Linked DNA regions of Homo sapiens: region 1 is linked to region 2. Evidence: chromatin loops called from intact Hi-C (ENCODE). Cell type or tissue: heart right ventricle. All regions are shown on one strand. Links, peaks and the distances in the headings refer to the core of each region. The heading gives the core; the rest is flanking DNA.

Region 1 (6,615 bases), core at 1,155-6,154, 540 kb after region 2:
ATGGTGAAACCCCATCTCTACCAAATACAAAAAATTAGCCAGGCATGGTGGCACATACCTGTAATCCCAGCTACTCAGGAAGCTGAGGCAGGAGAATTGCTTGAACCTGGGAGGCGGAGATTGCAGTGTGCAGAGATTGTGCCACTGTACTCCAGCCTGGGCGACAACAGCGAGACTCCATCTCAGAAAAAAAAAAAAGGAATTCAGTTCCTTTACTAGCTACATCTCAAGTGCCCAGTGAGTCACATGTGGCTACCCTGTTAATGCAGGTATGTAGGGCATTTTCATCATCACAGCGAGTTCTGTTGGACAGTACTGTTCTAGAGTATGTGTCATTTCCATTTTAATCACTATACTATTAAAAATAATTTGATTTGATCACCTTGTCTTCCTTTGCTTCCTGAGGACTTGATTGATTACAAAGAGTTCCTAAATGCCACTGAGTATCCTGGGAGACTGGCATGGCTCTTACACATCTTGGCATTGCGGGTGCCCAACAGTCCCTGACATAGCAGGCTGATTGAGTGGCGATGGTGGTTTTATTTGCTGATGAGGTGAAGAAGTCTCATTCTTGTCTAGATGAGGATGACGATGAACCAGAAGAGGATGACCAGGAAATAAAAGATAAGACTCTGCCCAGGTGGCAGATCTGGCTTGCTGCTGAGCGTTCCCGTGACCAGAGGCACTGGCGGCCCTGGCGCCCTGATAAGACCAAGAAGCAAACCGAGGAAGACTGTGAGGATCCCGAGAGACAGGCATGTATCCTCCGCCCCAGGCAGGAAGCTGTCCAGGGGGTCCCTGCCTGCTTTCCATTCCCATGCGCTTTGGTTATCTGAAAGGAGGCCGCTGGAGCTCTCTTAGCAGTTGGCTAGCTTAGGAGATGCTAACCTGCTCCTGTTCTCATCTGTGGAAACTTCCTTCCTGCTGGATATCAGTGTAGAATTTCCTTGGCTGCTGGTGATGGGGGAGCATATAGGTGCTTGACCAGAGAGCTTCTGTCCCCTAGTAGGTGGGTGGGCCCTTGTGGTCACCCCTCTGGAGATTGTCTTCCAGGTCATTCAGTTAATTTTTCATGTGGAGCCCTGTGGGATACATACAGATTATTCAAAAAACTCGGAATCACTGTCCTAGATTCTTTCCTTGTGTCCACTTTCCCCACCCCACTCTTGGGTCCGTGAAGCTGTAGCAGATAGACTGGACTCTAGAAGACAAGAGGGACTGGCCGTAGGGTCCATGTTGGACAGTTGGCATCAGCGTGTCTTGCGGAAGAAGAAACTAGTGTTTATTGAATACCTGTGGCGTGCCAGGCAGTTCATCTGTGTTATCTCATTTACTGTTACCGTGTGACTTGTTACATGCTGCTCTGTGTTTAGTGGCCAGCAGCTCTGGAGGTTTTAAATTAAAATGAAGAAATGCTGTCTCGATACCTGGAATTGATCCAGTTTAACCAGATACCAACTCTGTGTCTTGGAGCTCTGTGACCTTTTCTACAAACGAGGCGCCCTGAAGGCAAGGAGTTTATCCCTTTTGTTGAGTGCTCTGACGTCAGTGCCTAGAACAGCATTTGTCCTGTGGTGAGCACTCGGTGAATCCTCTTGGATGTTGAAGGAATATTTGTTTGATGACGGAGCATCTGCTCTGGGCAGAGGGATCAGCACAAGTGAAGGCCCCAGAGTGCCAGGAGCGTTTGAGGAGTGGGGAATGGGGTGGCCAGACTGGAGTGAGGACACAGAGAAGTGGGGATAGAGACAGAGGTGATCTCTGGAGGAAGAAGGGGCCAGCTTCTAGGGAAGCCTCAACTCACTGGAAGTCTTGGAGAGGGTACTTACCTGGGAGGCCTCTTGCCTCGCTGAAGCTGAATGTCTGCAGAAGAGTGGAATCTTTCTTTGGTATCTGAGGATTTTGTAGAGTTCACAGCCACCCTTCTGGAAGTCATTTCTCAAGGCTTAGAGTCCCAGCAGTCTCCTGGAAGCAGATTTCTGGAGCAGACTGCTGCTGCAAGCGATTTCTTGCCATTTAGCTTTTTCTGTAATCAAAGCCTGGGGGAGAAAAGCTTTCTAATTTATTTTTAACATAAAGAGCAGCTTTCTGATTAATTGATGGTTTTGATTGAGTCCCACATACTCTAGTTTATTGTGCTTGTGTTATGATTTCCGCTTTGCTGAGAGCCACAAAGACCAATCAGATAAGCAGCACCAGGACACAAAGGGTGGCCTCCTTGGCCCTTATGTTTTTAAATTATTACATGAACTCAGCTGTAGACATTTACAGTTAGTGTTAGGCTCTTATAATTGCTTTTAATGTGCTCCATTGCTCCTGTAGGTTCCTTCTTACCTTGAGTCTGTTTATCTAGTTTTGTCTGTTTATCTAGTTTTGAGTATATTTTTCATTTCTTGGAGCAATTTTGTACAAGGAAACCACAAATAGTAAAGTTCTTATCTTCCATCTTACAATACAAATTTTTCACCATCATGCGTTATCAAAGTACAAAAGCAATTATGTATGCTTTCAGAAGTGAACATGTTTCTAGATTTTCTACAAATCCATCAGGATACTTTGAAAGCTTCTGGCTTAAACCCGTTCATGGCTTCTCTCCTCCTCAGGCTTTCCCATGTGTTGAAATGTTAATGGCACCACAGGGCTGCCTAACAGTTATTCTCCAGCTGTCCAGGTTGCCTTGCAAGGCCTCTGGCTTGTGCTAACAGAGAGCTTAGCTCCTGTCTGTTTAAAATTGATTTAATTTGAATAATGTTGAACCATTAGTACATGCATATAAAGAGAATTGTGACAAATGTGCGGGTTTTGTTTTGTTACATGGGTCGCTTTATTTTGTCTTTGTTGCAGGTGTTGTTTGATGATATTGGGCAATCTTTGATCAGACTTTCCAGCCATGATCTTCAGTTCCAGCTGGTGGAGGCCTTCCTGCAGTTCTTGGGTGTGCCTTCTGGCTTTACTCCTCCAGCCTCCTGTCTTTATCTGGCCATGGATGAGAACAGCATCTTTGATAATGGACTTTATGATGAAAAGCCCTTGACTTTTTTCAACCCTTTGTTTTCTGGGGCTAGCTGTGTTGGCCGCATGGATAGGTTGGGCTATCCTCGCTGGACCAGGGGTCAGAACCGAGAGGGCGAGGAGTTCATCCGCAATGTCTTCCACCTTGTCATGCCTTTATTTTCAGGCAAAGAGAAGTCCCAGCTCTGCTTCTCCTGGTTACAGTATGAGATTGCAAAGGTAATTCCAGACTCGTCCTCCCATGTTTGGGGACTTTTCATTTCATGTCAGTGTTTATAAACGGGATTGTAAGCCTCCGAGTGCTCTCCCTGGAACTATGCCCCAGCACCTCCTCCTCCAGTGACCCTGAAGGCACCTTGTGTGTGTTTGCCCTTCTGAGGGTCCGCAGTGAAGAGGAGTAAGGCAGGAACGAGTCAGGCTACCTCAGTGACTCTCGAGCTGTTTATTGTATTATCTTGCACTACCAGGTCCCCGTCCTTACATGAACAATGAGTGCTCAAAATAGTTTTAAAGCAGCGTCAGAGCATTCAGGGGCTTATTAAAATAGATCAGCGTCAGGCGCGGTGGCTCACGCCTGTAATCCCAGCACTTTGGGAGGCCGAGGCGGGCGGATCACCTGAGGTCAGGAGTTCGAGACCAACCTGGCCAACATGGCAAAACCTCGTCTCTACTAAAAATGCAAAAATTAGCTGGGCGTTGTGGCGTGTGCCTGTAATCCCAGCTGCCCAGGAGGCTGAGGCAGGAGAATCGCTTGAACATGGAAGGTAGAGGTTGCCGTGAACTGAGATCGCACCATTGCACTCCAGCCTGGGTGACAGAGTGAGACTCCATCTCAAAAATAAATAATAGATAAGCTACTGATAATACTTACCCTCCTGTTTCTGCTAGAAATGAGTCTGGATCAGCTGTTCTGTCCTCTGCTGGCCACAGTTAGTACTGGCTCTCTTAGCACCCAAGTTCTGAAGCTTCAACTACAGATTACACACACCAGGCTGTATTGAAATAGTGTGTTGAAATGTTGTGGCCACATCTCTTTGGAGAAGAACATTTGTAGGTATCAGCTTTGTTTATAGAGATTTCAGCTGGAACCCTGGATTATAAATTTGGGGGCAGTTGTGGCCCTGGTAAAAATCCTTATTTCTTTTCCAGCTCAGAGAGCCTCAGTGTTTACCAGACCCGTGATAAAGGGAGGAAGCGTAGACGCCTTTTTTCCTGTCAGTGCTTTCTACAGTTGGCAGCAGAGGACGCCTTAATTACAGAGCACCTGCAGTCATTCTTCTCTTTTTCCCTGTAGGTCATTTGGTGCCTGCACACTAAAAACAAGAAGAGATTAAAGTCTCAAGGGAAGAACTGCAAAAAACTAGCCAAGAATCTCCTTAAGGAGCCAGAAAACTGCAACAACTTTTGCCTGTGGAAGCAGTATGCACATCTGGAGTGGTTGCTTGGCAACACGGAGGATGCCAGAAAAGTTTTTGACACAGCACTTGGCATGGCAGGAAGCAGAGAACTGAAAGACTCTGACCTCTGTGAGCTCAGTCTGCTCTATGCTGAGCTGGAGGTGGAGCTGTCGCCAGAAGTGAGAAGGGCTGCCACAGCTCGAGCTGTTCACATATTAACCAAGCTGACTGAGAGCAGCCCCTATGGGCCCTACACTGGACAGGTGTTGGCTGTTCACATTTTGAAAGCGCGAAAGGCTTATGAGCACGCACTGCAGGACTGTTTGGGTGACAGCTGTGTCTCCAATCCAGCTCCCACCGATTCCTGTAGCCGCCTAATTAGCCTGGCTAAATGCTTCATGCTCTTCCAGTATTTGACCATAGGGATTGATGCTGCTGTGCAGATATACGAACAGGTGTTTGCAAAACTGAACAGTTCTGTTTTCCCAGAAGGCTCTGGCGAGGGGGACAGTGCCAGCTCCCAGAGTTGGACCAGTGTTCTCGAAGCCATCACACTGATGCACACGAGCCTGCTGAGATTCCACATGAAAGTGAGTGTTTACCCGCTGGCCCCTCTGCGAGAGGCACTCTCACAGGCTTTAAAGTTGTATCCAGGCAACCAGGTTCTTTGGAGGTCCTATGTACAGATTCAGAATAAGTCCCACAGTGCCAGCAAAACCAGGAGATTTTTTGACACAATCACCAGGTCTGCCAAACCCTTGGAGCCTTGGTTGTTTGCAATTGAAGCTGAGAAACTGAGGAAGAGACTGGTGGAAACTGTCCAGAGGTAATTCCAGACCGTTCTGTTCGTGTGCCCCGCAAATGTTTATGGAATGCTTGCTGTGTTGCCCTGACCTTGCTGGGTCTCAGGAAGACAGGGATGAACATGGCACGGTGCCCAGAACACCTGCCGTGGGGCTGTAGGTGTCATAGGATAACGGATTGAAAGGCAAGCGAGACACAAAGTAGCGGCGCCTCTCAGGAGGGGGGTTGGTGGCTGTCGCCTGGGTGTGCTTCTGGGGAGTATGAATGTTGTTTCTGTGTGCATGGGTGGTGGCTGTCAGATCACGGGAATGCTGAGAAGCCGTCACGAAAGCCTGATGGCTAAGAGCACCGGGGCCAGGTGGCAGCTTTCTGGATTCCAGTGCCAGCTCTTCTCGGCTGGGTGAACTCGAGCAGGCCACTTCCCCTCTCATAGCTCCCTCTCTGTCAAATGGGAATGAAAAACCTACTTCATAGGGTCTCTCTGAGGGGTCAGTGAGGTAAGTGCTTGGTACAAAGTGTGTAATGACTGGGAGCTTCTGTCAGCATTCCTAGTGACAGAAGTGTCATGTTTAAATTCCATCTTTGATACGATATTTTCTTTTTTTATTTTTATTTTTTGAGACAGGGTCTTACTCTGTCGCTCAGGCTGGAGTGCAGTGGTGCAGTCTCAGCTCACTGCAGCCTTGACCTCCTGGGCTCAAGTGATCCTCCCACCTCAGTCTCCCCGGTAGCTGGGACTACAGGCACCACCACGCCTGGCTAATTTTTTTATTTTTTATTTTTTGTAGAGACGGGGTTTTGCCATAGTGCCCAGGCTGGTCTCCATCTCCTGAGCTTAAGCGATCTACCCGTCTCAGCCTTCCAAAGTGCTGGGATTATAGGAGGGAGCCACAGTGTCCGGCCTGATCCAGTATTTTCTCTCTAAAGGTTAAATGTTAATCTGGGGGACACATTAGCTTAGGCATCATTGTTTTCCCAGAATCTTTGCTGTTGCTTCACTCTGACCTTATAAGCCAAAATTGTCTTTGAATAATATTTCACTTGTTTTTTATTTCTTCCATTGGGATTTTGTTCACTCTATGTGAGCCTTGCTTTCTCTATTATAAATCAAAAGGTCTTTTCTTCCTGTAAAGTAGAATTTGCATTCTGCTGATTAAAGGGTAGCTTTCTTTCTCTTTTTTTTTTTTTTTTTTTTTTTTTTTTTTGAGACGGAGTCTCACTCTGTTGCCCAGGCTGGAATGCAGTGGCGTGATCTCAGCTCACTGCAACCTCCGCCTCCCGGGTTCAAGCAATTCTCCTGCCTCAGCCTCCCGAGTAGCTGGGACTACAGGCACCAGCTAATTTTTGTATTTTTAGTAGAGACAAGGTTTCACCATATTGGCCAGTCTGGTCTCCAACTCCT
Region 2 (6,615 bases), core at 860-5,859:
CTGTGGCACCTGGGACTCTAAGCCCACCAGGAAGGGATCAGGGAGAAGCTGACGCCCAGAGTGAATGGTCCGCAAAGGCAGCAGGGGCGGGGCGCTGGGTTGTGCACCCAGAATGGCAAGTGCTGTCGGAGAGCTATGTCCTCGTCAGCTTCTGTCCAGATTGTGCTGTGAAAGCCCGCTGTGCTGGCAGATGCCTGCTGGGCACGTCCTCGTGGACATGCACGCAGCGCTGTGCGGCATTCATGGTTTGAGCCTGGGGTAGGGAGGAGATGTTGGGCCTGCAGCTCAGTCCCTGAGAGCTGGCTTCCTCCTTTCTTGGGGGTCCATCTGAGGCAGGTCTGTGGAAGTCTGAGGTTTAGAGAGCTCTTACTGCCCCATGGGGGAACGGCGACAGCCCAGGGCGTCTGGCACCTTTGCTGGGGAGGAGGCCTGAGAAGAGGGGTGGGAAGCGCCGGTCCGGGATGCCAGCCCCTGCCCGCCTTCTGGAGGCTTTCCCTACCTCACCTCCATCCCCAGGCTCCTGAGCCCTCCTTGCTCTCTCAAACTCTGCTCCAAAGAAGGCAGCTCATCCCCAGGCCCCCAGCACCACCAGAGTTTCCCCACCTGGGAAAGGGTGGCTCAGGGAATAGCGTCCTCCCAACACCCATGTCAATGAACACAGAGCGGCAAAGGGCCAGCCCCACTGGAGTGAGTTCGCCCATCAAAGGTGGAAATGCAAGGGCTGCGTTAGGGCTGGGGAAAGGGGCATTTTAAGCCTCATCTTTCATTCTAAAAAGAAAGTCTTCACCCCAAGTTAAAATTGTACTTCAGGTGAAGGACTTACCTATTGGGGAGCACACTGAGGCTTCCTAATAAAATCAGAGAAGCCCGCCTAGTAAAAGGCTACCAGGAGCCTGATCTCCTCTCTTAAACCTAACCTCCCTTCCCACTGGGGAAGAAAAGCCCAAGTTTCTTGAGTAAAAGGCTCAGATCCCAGCACTTTGGGAGGCTGAGGCGGGCGGATCGTCTGAGGTCAGGAGTTTGAGACCAGCCTGCCCAACATGGGGAAACTCTGTCTCTAAAAATATAAAAATTAGTCAGGCGTGGTGGCAGGCACCTGTAATCCCAGCTACTCAGGAGGCTGAGGCAGGAGAATCGCTTGAACCTAGGAGGCTGAGGTTGCAGTGAGCTGAGATCTCGGCATTGCACTCTAGCCTGGGTGATAAGAGCAAGACTCTGTCTGAAGAAAAAAAAAGAAGGAAGGAAGGAAGGCTCAAAGGGGAAAAAGCAGACCTGCAGGAAACCCCTCCAGCCCAATCATGACTCCTAGGACCCTTTATAACTCCTGTGAGAGGCTGGAGGATACCCGACCCAGCAATGTGACTTGCTTCCTTCCACACAATTCTGAAACTTGTGACTTGGTCTGAAGGAAGATGGTACCACGATGCCTCTCCGTCCTCCGTCTCCTCCCCACCCTTAGCCTGGTGCCATTTTTTCTACCTGGGCGCCCATCCTTTCTTGCCTAGCCAGTGCCTGTCCCTCCTACAGGAAGCCTCCTCCAGCAGTCCAGTTCTCTGCTAGAAACCACAGAAACCAGCTCTGGCTGATTTAGGTAGAAGTGGAATTCATCACATCAGGTGCACACATTCTGGGAGGAAGGGACCCAGGCTGGGAGGCTGGACATCCTCCGCAGGACTGGTCTGGCAGGGAGGAAAAGTGCTGCCACCACTGCTGGGCACAGATACCCAAGTGCACCCCAGCCCCACTCACATGGCCTGCCAGAGCAGTTGCCACCTGGGATGCCTCCGAATCAGGCTGAGGCTGCCCACGCTCCTGCACCTGCTTTCTGAGTGGCGTCTGCCTGGCAGGGTTGAGGTCCCCCACCCCTCACTGTAGAAACAAGGGGGTCTGGCACAGTGAGTGCCTGGCATTTTCAGTGTCTCTGGTGGGGGATTCCTCAAATACAGGAAAGGAGATAAAGATCCCAGATGACAGATGGCATCCTCCCACGAGTGAGGCCATCTAACTCTGCTCTTTCCTCTTTCTTTCTTTCTTTCTTTCTTTCTTTCTTTCTTTTTCTTTCTTTCTTTCTTTCTTTCTTTCTTTCTTTTTCTTTCTTTCTTTCTCTTTGTCTCTCTCTCTCTCGCTCTCTTTCTTTCTTTCTAAATAAAAATAGAGACAGGGTTTTGCCATGTTGCCCAGGCTAGTCTTGAACTCCTGAGCTCAAGTGATCTGCCCACCTCGGCCTCCCAGAGTGCTGGGATTACAGGTGTGAGCCACCGCGCCCGGCCTGCCCGCACTCTCTCTGCTGCCTGCCTTCCCTGGCCCACACAATCTCTGAGTCTGATAACAGGCATTCAGGCTGTATCAGTCATTCAACGCATATTTGAGGGCCCAGGCCAAGTGCCAGGGTCTCATCCTTAGAAGAGTGTCCTGTACACATCACTTAAAACTCCGCTTCTCTCTGGGCAAAGGGTCAGCGCCCTTAGACTGCAACAAAACAGAGGCATTATGCAAGTTCCTAGATACCTCTTAAAAAGGAAGGCCTGGTGGGCTGAGGACCAGCGTAATAGCTGCCAGGCTCCTTCAGCATCAGGGACATTCCAACCGTCCCTCACACTGTAGTTCATTCGAAAATAACTTCCTAGAATAGACAGTGCTGTCAGCATCTTTCTGCTGACCATAGACTACTCTGGGCGGTATTTTGAAAATGAAACTGATGTATCAAAAGCTTGCAACAGGAAGCAGCAAGGTTGACTTGACTGCCTTTCCTTGTGGGGAGCCCTGGGCTGTGGGGAGCCCTGGGCTGTGACCCAGGGTCATGAGAGTGGGTCCCCTGGGCAGGCAGCAGGGACCAAAAGCTTAGTTCTCTGTTCCCCCACTGTCCCACTGAATGGCCACATAACCCTGGGCAAGTCGCCTGGGTCTGTTTCCACGTCTGTGGAACAAAGCTGGTGTTCGGTGCTCCCAACACAGCGGGTTAGAGGACCACAGTGGGCAAATAAAAGGCTACCAAGGGACATTCTCTCAGCGTTGCTAAATGGTTAGAGTTAATAGTGCGTTTGGCCTGGATTGAAACAAAACTAAACAACCCTCCACTTTTACTAAAGAAAATGAGGGCTCACCCAAAATAAGTAAACCCAGTCTCTGGAGTGAGTAAAAGCCCTTTTTTCTGGGTATTTTCACTGCTCTCTTAAGAAGGGCCTGACCCATCGCGCTCAGGGGAAATAAGCGCTGGGAGGAAATAAGGAAAATCGAACCGCGGTTTTAGGTCCGGGCTCTGGCAGGCACCGCCTCCGCCCCGCCTCGCCCCGCCTCGCTCCGCCCTGCGGCCCCCGCCGCGGCCCCGCGAAGGATCCGCCAATGAAGCGCCCAGGAACTGCATGACCTCATCAGGAGGCTCCCTCATTGGCTGCCGCCGCCGCGCCTGGTCGCCTCGTTCCGTTCGATTCCAGAAAGCCGCGCCGGCCCCAGTCCCCATGGGCTGAAGGCAGGTTGAGTTCTTCCCCAGGTCTGCGAGCCTCGAAGGCTTCTTTCAGACAGCAGACCCCTTAGAAGCGCAAGGCTGCTTTCTGACAAAGAATCAAGTGTTCCTTTCAACCAGCCAAGGGACTGGTTTTCTCGCTGACCCTTTGACAGGTATGTTCCCGGGATTTTGCTGGGACCTTCATCTTCCCCTCCCTACGTCCGTGACACATCTGGCTTCCCACTCGTTTCAGTCGTGTATTCCGTGGAGTTTTCTCTTGCTTCGCAGTAGATGGACTTCTGAAGCCCCACCTTACTGTTAAATGCCAGTGATCATCTCCCCCCACAGCTAACTCGGGAATTAGTCCACTGACACCCCCAGAGAGGGGACACGCCTTTCACAAGGTCACACGGCAGGTCAGTTACAGAGATGAAAATCAAATCCAGGTTTCCTAACTTCAAGAGTTTTTTCAGATGCCTTATTATTATTATTCGTTTTATTTTTATTTTTCATTTTTTATTTTTTTGAGATGGAGTCTCACTCTGTCACCCAGGGTGGAGTGCAGTGGAGTGATCTTGGTTCACTGCAATCTCTGCTTCCCGGGTTTAAGCGATTCTTCTGCCTCAGCCTCCCGAGTAGCTGGGATTACAAGTGCCCACCACCACACCCGGCTAATTTTTGTATTTTTAATAGAGACGGGTTTCATCATGTTGGCCAGGCTGGTCTCGAACTCCTGACCTCAGGTGATCCACCCGCCTCGGCCTCCCAAAGTGCTTGGGACTACAGCTGTGAGCCATCTCACCTGGTAATTATTATTATTTTTTTTTTAATTTGCTTCCTGAGAGCTCAGAAAGGAACCTCAGCTGTATGGGAGCACCCATATACCAATCCCATTCCAGCCACTCTCACTTTGACAGGACAGAATCAACGACCAGAGCCCAGGACCTCCTTGACTAGCACTCTCCTCTTACAAATAAGGAAACTGAAGGGTACCTGATCATGAACAAGCTGATGGGCAGCACTTGACCCAGACCTTTTACTTCTTACCCCTCCACCCCAGTTTGGACTCCCAAATGTGGGGAGGAATGGAATGCCCTACCAGTCCCCAGGGAATGGTTCATGCAGTCAGCATGGTTTTAGTACCTTTAGCATTTGATTTGGGAGAAAGATAATAACCAGAAGTGTCTGTATGCCTCACCAGCTGTCCAGCAGATCCCATAAACCTTCACCCCCAACCCTTCTGACCACCAAGTGCTTTGCTGCAGGAAAGGAGACCAGATTGTTGGGTTTTTCTCATCTGATGGTCGGGGGTGATCTGGGACTGCATATGTCTGAATACTGGGACCCTATTTTGAGTGCAAGAGTTTTGAAAACCCAGGACCACTTTGTTAGATGGTGAGGGTTGGTGAGCAGACTGGACCTGAGATCCTTTTTCAAGGCTTGGCTTGGGGGCAACATTCTCCAGGAAGACTTACTGGAGCACCCACCACAGTTAATTCCTGGCGTTCCTCTGGGTCCGGCTGCAGAGCTGTTGCTCACTTCTTTCCCCCACTAGACTGTGAGTTCCTTGAGGGATGGGACCATACCCTACACAATATTGTATCACTAAGGCCTAACACTGTGTCCGGCACATAGTAGGTACTCAATAAACGTTTGTTGAATTGAACTGTGGAAACCTTGCACCCTATTGGCCTTGTGCAGGGGAAGATCACTCACAATTCCTCACTGAAGCAGATCCTGTGTCTATCAGGCTCCTTCACACAAAATGAGAATTAGTTTCTTTTTTTCACAGTAACGTGTCCGAAGTGCAAACTTCAAACCTGTTTGCTGATACAACTCCCCAGGAACAACCAGGTCCCTTGTGCCCACCTAGTTCGTGATTTCTCTTTAAAACTCCTGATGTCAGCTGGGCGTGGTGGCTCACACCTGTAATCCCAGCACTTTGGGAGGCTGAGGTGGACAGACCACTTGAGGTCGGGAGTTCGAGACCAGACTGGCCAACATGGTGAAATCCCGTCTCTACTAAAAATACAAAAATTAGGCAGGCGTGGTGGCATATGCCAGTAATCTCAGCTACTTGGGAAGGTAAGGGAGGAGGATCACTTGAACCCCAGAGGCAGAAGTTGCAGTGAGCCAAGATTGTGCCACTGCATTCCAGCCTGGGTGACAGAGCAAGACTTTAATCTCAAAAAACAAACAAACAAACAAACTCCTGATATGTGAATCAACAACATCATTTAAATCAAACCATTCTGCCAGGCGCAGTGGCTCACACCTGTAATCCCAGCACTTCGGGAGGCCGAGGTGGGCAGATCACCTGAGGTCAGGAGTTCAAGACCAGCCTAGCCAACATGGTGAAACCCTGTCTCTACTAAAAAATGCAAACATTAGCTGGGCATGGTGGCAGATTCCTGTAATCCCAGCTACTTGGGAGGCTGAGGCAGGGAGAATTGCTGGAACCCAGGAGGCGGAGGTTGCAGTGAGCTGAGATCAAGCCACTGCACTCCAACCTGGGTGACAGAGTGAGACTCCATCTAAAAAAAAAAAAAAATTAAATAAATAAAACCATTCCACGTGTTTTCTTCTGTGCCTGGTCTGCTAGGAAGCTCAGAAATCAGTCTAGCCTTATGCTGAGGAACAGTCAGTCTCCTCCCTGTTGGCAGATACACCTTTCTCCCCCGTATCTGAATAGTTTCCCATCTTTACTTTGATGTTCATTTACAGATATAGGTGGGTATTTTATCACAAACCCAGTCTATGCCTTTTTTGGAGAAGATAGGACAGGTGGGGTACAGGGTAACACGGAAGTGTCCCCAGAACTCTGAGTGTGAGGAAAACACTCCTGAAGATTCCTATTACAGGCAGGGCATCACAGCTCATGCCTGTACTGCCAGCACTTTGGGAGGCCAAGGTGGGTGGATCACTCAAGCTTAGGAGCTCAAACCAGCCTAGGCCACAAAGCAAGACCCCCATCTCTACAAAATTAAAAAAAGTTAGCTGGACATGGCGGCGCTACTTGGGAGATTGAAGCAGGAGGATTGGTTGAGCCCAGGAGTTCAAGGCTGCAGTGAGCTATGATGGTGCCACTGCATGCCAGCCCAAGAGACACAAAGCAAGACCCTGTCTCTAAAAAAAACAAAGAAAGAAAGAAAGAAAAAGGGCAGACACGG

What was found. A loop is a pair of places that touch in the nucleus more often than their neighbours do. Peaks named below come from ENCODE experiments on the same cell type or tissue, not always from the same donor. Only the 100,000 strongest peaks of a DNase experiment are listed, where the experiment ranks them.
Region 1: a loop joins it to region 2, with 3 times the contacts of the local background. A loop is called at or near these places in 10 of 110 quality-filtered maps.

Annotation. Positions count from the first base shown.
Region 1 is chr14:90,286,837-90,293,451 of GRCh38, reverse strand. NRDE2 (NRDE-2, necessary for RNA interference, domain containing) reads left to right here. Exons shown (of 14, transcript NM_017970.4): 9 at 580-755; 10 at 2,845-3,231; 11 at 4,307-5,235. Among named protein-coding and RNA genes, the nearest start is that of PSMC1, 34 kb to the right of the region's middle. RefSeq lists an enhancer at 850-2,049. In heart right ventricle, for the core only: a CTCF peak has its summit at 3,929 (motif pointing left); a DNase peak (open chromatin) is centred at 4,531; H3K27ac peaks cover 2,880 bases.
Region 2 is chr14:90,824,992-90,831,606 of GRCh38, reverse strand. It overlaps LINC02321 (long intergenic non-protein coding RNA 2321), which reads left to right and starts at 3,433. Exons shown (of 4, transcript NR_184259.1): 1 at 3,433-3,618. RefSeq lists a silencer at 3,143-3,402. In heart right ventricle, for the core only: no CTCF peak of the experiment used is centred there; DNase peaks (open chromatin) are centred at 2,454 and 3,366; H3K4me3 peaks cover 1,492 bases; H3K27ac peaks cover 1,761 bases.